Linked DNA regions of Homo sapiens: all the other regions are linked to region 3. A link is a loop called in an ENCODE intact Hi-C map of the cell type or tissue named here. Cell type or tissue: PC-3. All regions are shown on one strand. Region 1 has its middle 9.5 kb from the start of TANC2. Region 2 overlaps MARCHF10 (membrane associated ring-CH-type finger 10). Region 3 has its middle 51 kb from the start of MIR633.

Region 1 (2,500 bases), 64 kb after region 3:
CAGCATGGCTAGAATAAAGCAGGCAGAAGAAATTGGAAAGAGCAGACTTGCTGAGTCTTCTGGTCTTCATCTTTCTCCCGTGCTGGATGCTTCCTGCCCTTGAACATCAGATTCCAAGTTCTTCAGTTTTTGGAGTCTTGGGCTTACACCAGTGATTTGCCAGGGGCTTTTGGACCTCCCGCCACAGACTGAAGGCTGCACTGTCGGCTTCCCTCCTTTAGAGGTTTTGGGACTCAGACTGGCTTCCTTGCTCCTCTGCTTGCAGATGGCCTATTGTGGGATTTCATTTTGTGATCCTGTGAGTCAATTCCCCTAATAAACTCCCCTTCATATATACATCTATCCTATTAGTCCCTTTAGAGAACCCTGACGAATACAATTAGAAGGTAATAAAATGGGAAATACACAAATAGCAGTGTCATAACACAAGCCGATGCAGTGAGAATCTGCGTGGGAACAGAAGCTCTGCAAGATTGCCCATGGAGGGCCATTATCTCCTTATATCTGCAACTTCTGGCCTTATGTACCTACTTTGTGGTGTTCATTTGTACACTTGACTTCTTTGCATTTCTTAATGTGATATGAAACCTCCCACATCTTAAAATTTTATTATGTGCCTTATGGAACTATTTACATAAAGTTGAGTGTTGCCTAACTCAGGAAGTGTCTTTATATGAATGTAATTTAACCTTCTTGTTTACTCACAGTTAATACAGACATCAGTTTTAAAAGTTTCTTCCCCAAGGCTTATGGAGGTATGTAGGGCTGTTTTCCCCTACGCTGAAGGAACTAAATTACTGTGCTTTTTGATCATTAAGTTAATATTTATACTTTTTTTTCATCTACACCTTGCTTAAAGACATCTAGCTTTCAGCTGGGTGTCATGGTTCATGCCTGTAATCCCAGCACTTTGGGAGGCCAAAGCGGGCGGATCACTTGAGGCAAGAAGTTTGAGACCAGCCTGGCTAACATGGTGAAACACCATCTCTACTAAAAATACAAAAAAATTAGCTGGGCATGGTGGTGGCTACTTGGGAGGTTGAAGCACAAGAATTGCTTGAGGGCCAGGTGTTTTTGGCTCATGCCTGTAATCCCAGCAATTTGGGAGGCTGAGGCGGGTGAATCGCGAGGTCAGGAGTTCGAGACCAGCCTGGCCAACATGGTGAAACCCCATCTCTACTAAAACTACAAAAAATTAGCTGGGCATGGAGGCGGGTGCCTGTAATCCCAGCTACTCGGGAGACTGAGGCTGGAGACTCACTTGAACCTGAGAGGTGGAGGTTGCAGTGAGTCAAGATCACGCCACTGCACTGCAGCCTGGGCGACAGAGGGAGACTCCATCTCAAAAAAAGAAAAAAGAATTTCTTGAACCAGGGAAGTGGAGGTTGCAGTGAGCCGACATAGCGCCACTGCACTCCAGCCTGGGCAACAGAGAAAGACTCCACCTCAAAAAAAAAAGACATCCAGCTTTCCAGCTTTCTCTTCTCACTGCTGTCTGCATGACTGCAGTGATAGTTTTTCCTCCTTCCAGTTTATTGCTTTTACTTTTCTATGGGTTTGAAAATCAGATTCCCAGCTTTTCTAAAATCAAATCCAAGTAAAAATTAATAGGCCCTGAGAAGGGGCTTTGATGAATGTCTAGGAGTAATGGGCATGATCTTCAGGGCATGAACATAGTGGTCTCCGTTTTTCCAGAGGCCTTTTTCCATCTCCTTTATTCCCTTGGTTCTTTGCTGTGCTCCTGATAGATCAGATTTTCAGATAGCCAAGTTCCAAGTCGGTAATGAAATGAAGTTTCATTACAATTACTAGGTTGGTAACAATATGTTAAAATACCCGTTTCCCTTTTCCTCTATTGAATTCTGATTTTTTTTTTTTTTTTTTTAGACAGAGTCTCACTCTGTCGTTGCCAGGCTGGAGTGCAGTGGTGCGCTGTCAGCTCACTGCAACCTCCACCTCCCAGGTTCAAGTGATTCTCCTGCCTCAGCCTCCTGAGTAGCCAGGACTACAAGTGCATGCCACCACGCCCAGCTAATTTTTGTATTTTTAGTAGAGACGGGGTTTCACCATGTTGGCAAGGTTGGTCTCGAACTCCTGACCTCGTGATCCACCTGCCTTGGCCTCCCAAAGTGCTAGGGTTATGGGCATGAGCCACCACGCCCAGCCTGAATTCTGATTCTTTACTCCCCTTTGTTCCTTTTAGGGTGCGTGTCGGGCTGGATTGACTCAATGTAGTCAATGTGAAGCTCACTGGGCTTCAGCTGAGTGGGATAAGGCCCAATCTACACCTTCATTTCCTCTTATCTTTTCTTCCCCCCACCTCTTCTCTATATATATTTTTTAATTTTTATTTTCCTTTTTTTTTTGAGACAGAGTCGCTCTCTGTTGCCCAGGCTGGAGCGCAGTGTTACAATCTCGGTTCACTGCAACCTCCGTCTCCCGGGTTCAAGCAATTCTCGTGCCTCAGCCTCCCCAGTAGCTGGGATTACAGGCACACGCC
Region 2 (2,500 bases), 110 kb before region 3:
ATGATGTATTCAGCACCATGAGCCTGAGGGGCTTGTGGGACCTGCCACGGTGAACAGAGCAACGGCTAAAATGGAAAACAAACTCAAAGGAAAATTCCCACAGATCTGCACTTGTCAAACCGTGGGCTGCACATTCTCTCTCCATGACGTGCGTTTCAGGCTCCAGATGCTGCGTGCAGAGCTGCGTTCTTACCCAGTGCACCTCGAGGGCGCAGAATCTGAGCTAGAGTCAAGAGGGCGGCTGTGAAGAACACCACGCCAGGTGTTAAGGGTGACTCACAGCCTCCCAGGGTGGGGCCCCCTGGCAGCTAGAACCAGCGTGTGCATGCGCGACCTGCCTCATCAGCACACAGGCCTAGGGCCAGAAAGAAGAGGCCCGACCCACAAGGAATCTGAGAATGGGCAAGCAGAAATTAGAGAAAATTAAAAGCATGATTCATGGAACACATATGCCACATCCTAAGCCGTGGCTGCTTTCATGACACTGTAAAGGGTGTCAGTGGGTTGACATTGACAGATTAATGGGAGGATGTCTCCCCAAGAGCCGTTTGAAAGTGGAGAAGCTGAAGGTTTCACGGACACGATAGGATGAATCAATAGGGAATGAAAGGAGTCATGCAGATATACCCAGGTCATAGAAAAACACAAAATGCAAATCGAGCCAGCCTCCACGGACAGCTGAGTCACCCGAGAGCTAATATTTGCTAGGAGCCGCAGTATGCAAAGCATTGTGCTATGGATTATGCAGGGCTGGATTCTGGGAAACAAAACCCTTCCCTGGCTCATGGGGTCTTGTTTTGTTTTTGAGCTTGACTATAATCTGGAGCTGTGCTGTGCCACAGAACTTTCTGCAGTGACAGAAGTGTCCTAGATCTGCATGGTCCAATATGGCAGCCGGATGGCTGAGTGCAGTGGCTCACACCCGTAATCCCAGCACTTTGGGAGGCCGAGGCGGGTGGATCACCTGAGGTCAGTAGTTTGAAACCAGCCTGGCCAACATGGCAAGACCCTGTCTCTACTAAAAATACAAAAACTAGCTGGGCGTGGTGGCGGGTGCCAGTAATCCCAGCTATGCGGGAGGCTGAGGCAGGAGAATTGCTTGAACCTGGGAGGTGGAGGTGGCAGTGAGCTGAGATCTCACCGTTGCACTCCAGCCTGGGTGACAGAGCGAGACTCGGTCTAAAAAAAAAAACAAACCAAAAAACAAAAAATAATATGGCAGCCACTGACCAGACGTGCTCTTGAGTGTGTAACATGTGGCTAGTGCCACTAGGGATCTACACAGTACATTTAATTTTAATTAATTTAAACTTAAAGTTTAATGGCCACATGTGCCTAGTGGCCACTGTATTGAAAGGCACAGTTTTAGACCTTTGCTGCTCTCATGCATGGCTGGACATTCTGACTTTTTAAGCCATTGCAGGCTACTTGAAAAGACTTTATTTTTTATGTTAATCTCTAAAATTCGTGTGGATTCTTATGAACAAAACAATTACAGTGTTTACGTTGGGTAACAGCCTTCCTCTGGAGGCGCACCTTGCTTGCTGGTACAGTCAAGTGACTTCATTGATGTGAACAGCACACTGGGCCAGGCCTGGGGCACTGCCAGCTGCTTCTCGGTATCAGGTTCACTGCCTACGCCTCCTTCCGATGTAACCTTGAGTCCTGGTGACCTGGAATCTAAATATTTAGCACTCGGTTGCCACCAGTGAAAGGACTAGAATCTTATTTTTATTAGCAGAGCAAATGGTGCACTTAAAAAACTGACAGTGATCTCTACCTTTCTTCCCCATGAAGTAAATGCAGTGAGAACGTGTTCTCAGTCCTTGAGGCTTGTGCATTTGGAACGACGTCCTTTCCAGTGAGGATACAGGATCTTGGAAAGATGAGAAGGGCCCGTGATGTGTTGCTTTCTAGAAGCTTGCGGCTTACCATGTCCTGCGCCAATTAATCATTTTCATCATCTTCTATGGGGAAATCGGGGCTCCTGTCCCCTCTCTGTGAAGGTTCGTGGGGACAAAATTCCTTCCGTGCCTCTGTCAATCACAGCAAGCTCCTCTGGGCCAGCAGCGGTCTCGCCGGTGCCTGGGAAGGAGGGGCGTTGCTTTCTCCGTATATCCAGAAGCCTCTTTGCTTTTTAGTCTACTAAATTACCCACTTTCTAGTGGGTTATGCAGAGCCACTATTTATTTCCCTGTTAAATTCCAATCTGATGAAACAGTTCACAGGGTTGTACGTAACTCTGAAAAGGCTCTAAAATTAAGTTGCCATATTAGGTTGGCTTTTAAAAATGTGGCCTGGGACTGGGCTGAGGGATTCTAGAAGCCTCAGAACCTTCTCCTCCACCAATACCTGTTGGAGCATCACTTGCAAGTATATTTGGACACCAAGGCAGTTTATAATGTACTGTAATGTCAGTGTGCCACTTAGAAGTCTCCTTCGTTTTCACAATGATCCCACGAGATATGCATAATAAGTATCTCCTTGATGGGAAACTGAA
Region 3 (2,500 bases):
CCCTTGAGAATGCTTATTGTCAATAGGAGTAATTTCACATCCCATCCATTTAGTGAAAAGATGTGAAAATTGATCCAGCTTCTGCGATAAGACTGGAACCAGGGTGCAGGCTACAAATGCCTTGGAAATAAATATATGTCCATCATTGTTTTCATTAGGTATTGCTGTAGCCCAGCCTCCAGGGAAATGAACTCAAGTCCAGCTGTCTTGCCGTAGAAGTTCAGATGTACTCCCAATCTGGTGAAGTGGGCTGTCAGTTTCATTTATTGTTAACTTTTTGTAGTGGTTGTCAAGTAAGGGGTTGGCAGTCTGAAGAGCACAATTCTGTTTTATCCACAGACAGGGGACAGTGTAATTCGACACTGGCTGCCAAGGAGGAACTTGTCCTTCCTATCCAGCTTATTGTCTGGACTCTTTTTTTATGATTTCAAAAGTCTCTTCAAAAGGGCAACAAAATTAGCCTTAAATAGTATTTCTTGGATTGCCTTTAACAATGGCGATAAGGCCAAAGCTTCTAGTCTTGACAGAAGTGGTTTCATGACAACTTGTTTTTATCTTGCCAGAATAAGCAAGGAACTTAAAAATGTGTTTTCATTATGGCTAAAGACTGTGTTTCAGCTGATGTCTCTTGCAAGGAAAGAACAATCTGCAAACTCCATTATTATGTCTCTCATTCACTTTCTGCTCCTAAGGCAAAAAGATTTTTGTGTTGTTTTCTTTTTTGTTGTTGTTGTTTTAAAGAGGCCCTCTATTTCAATTAGCACAATTAACATATCAAGAATTTGTGTTTCCATAAATTCTACATTTCACTTCCAGGAATCAGACTTTAAAAATGACCTTCATTTACCAAGAGCTGTAATCAAGATGAAAATCTTCACCCTAAAAACTAACCTTGGAAACAGAAGGCTAAAAAAAGAAAAAGCATAATACAGACTGTGTTTTCCAAGTCTTCTTCCCTTGCCTGGTGACATTAGCCTGGCTTTGATCTATAGACATGACATCATCTATAGGGTGTGCCTTGTGCCAAACATACTACATTTCTTTAACCAAGACAGTGGTTTTGTGTAGACTTAGAGATCAAGGCTAAATAGCTTCAGAGCTGGTCTGAGTCTTCACAGACAAACAGGTCAGAGCATATGTGAGTTACACAACTCCTGCAGACAGCCCAGCCTCTTCCTCTGTGGCCCGCTGGAGAGTTTACATTTGTCAATGACTTCCTTCAGGGCCTGGCTCAAGATTCATTTCCTCCGAGAGTCCCTCTCCTGCTAACTCACCTCACTCAGCCCTTCTACCTCATCTGCTGATTACTCATACCCTTTTTCCTGCTCTGCCAGGCACTCGGTTCTATTTTACCTTGTGACGGTTCTCTACATTTTTACTTTATCCTTTGGCTAAATTAAAATTGCCTGGAAAGTAGGGCCTGTCTGCTACTTCTTTTGTGTGCTTAGGGAGCATGTTAGTGCTACACGTACCATAGTGTCTTTTTCTTTTCTCTTTCTTTTTTTTTTTTTTTTAGATGCAGTTTCGTTCCTGTTGCCCAGGTTGGAGTGCAATGGTACAATCTTGGCTCACTGCAACCTTCGCCTCCCAGGTTCAAGCGATTCTCCAGCCTCAGCCTCCCGAGTAGCTGGGATTACAGGTGCCCACCACCATGCCCAGCTAATTTTTTTTGTATTTATAATAGAGACAGGTTTTCACCATGTTGCTCAGGCTGGTCTCGAACTCCTGACCTCAGGTGATCCACCCGCCTTGGTCTCCCAAAATGCTACTAGGATTACAAGTGTGAGCCACTGCGCCCGGCACATAGTTTCTTAATAAGAGAGGAGTATTCTGTGGTTGTTGTGTTAGGCTTGGGACCCTGCCTTTGCCCTCTGTTCCTAAAAGCCAAACTCACTGCTTCAACAGCAGGGAGTCTTCCCAGTCCACTCTGGCAATGGCATGCCACCTTGGTATAGTCCTCTCTGGTTTGACCCCAGAAATCTGTTCCAAGCTTCTCTCCTCAGTGGCTAACATCTCATGGGTTTTACTTTCCAAGGTAGGGATGGGGGAGGCGGGGAAGAAGGGTGCCTGAGCACAGAGCCACGTCAAGTGGAGAGCAGGGGACCCAAGGAGGATGGGAGCAGACCTTTAGGTACCACAGGGAACAGTGGAGGAGCAGGTAGCTGGGGAGGCTCAGGTTGGGGAGGGGCCAGGGAAATTTAGACCAAAAGTATTCAGAATCTATGCTGATATGAAGAATAGTCAAAGGTGCAATTAAAGCATCTCTGAAATAAAGATGTGAGGTCGTGATTCTAAATCCAGCCTCATATTTTCCTAGGGTATATGTGCTGGGGAAATATGAAGCCACAGGGTAAACAAGGTCCTTTTTTTCTGGAATGTCAGCCTTATCAACCACTTTATAAAGCTTCCAATTACAAATGAATTAACTTAAGCAACTGCCGCCCACCACCCCCCACCACCCATCTTTTTGGAGGGGTTCACTTGTCTGGGAAGCCCATGA

Evidence for each region. A loop is a pair of places that touch in the nucleus more often than their neighbours do. Peaks named below come from ENCODE experiments on the same cell type or tissue, not always from the same donor. Only the 100,000 strongest peaks of a DNase experiment are listed, where the experiment ranks them.
Region 1: a loop joins it to region 3, with 4 times the contacts of the local background. A loop is called at or near these places in 15 of 110 quality-filtered maps.
Region 2: it touches region 3 in a loop (4-fold over the local background); 3 of 110 quality-filtered maps call a loop at or near these places.

What each region holds. Positions count from the first base shown.
Region 1 is chr17:62,955,499-62,957,998 of GRCh38, forward strand. No RefSeq gene overlaps it. Among named protein-coding and RNA genes, the nearest start is that of TANC2, 9.5 kb to the right of the region's middle. In PC-3, no CTCF peak of the experiment used is centred here; no DNase peak of the experiment used is centred here; H3K27ac peaks cover 1,147 bases.
Region 2 is chr17:62,778,915-62,781,414 of GRCh38, forward strand. The region is part of intron 3 of MARCHF10 (membrane associated ring-CH-type finger 10); the gene reads right to left. Among named protein-coding and RNA genes, the nearest start is that of MARCHF10, 28 kb to the right of the region's middle. In PC-3, CTCF peaks have their summits at 1,520 and 1,722; DNase peaks (open chromatin) are centred at 277, 627 and 1,587; H3K4me3 peaks cover 1,000 bases; H3K27ac peaks cover 2,132 bases.
Region 3 is chr17:62,891,934-62,894,433 of GRCh38, forward strand. No RefSeq gene overlaps it. Among named protein-coding and RNA genes, the nearest start is that of MIR633, 51 kb to the right of the region's middle. In PC-3, no CTCF peak of the experiment used is centred here; a DNase peak (open chromatin) is centred at 1,188; H3K27ac peaks cover 1,929 bases.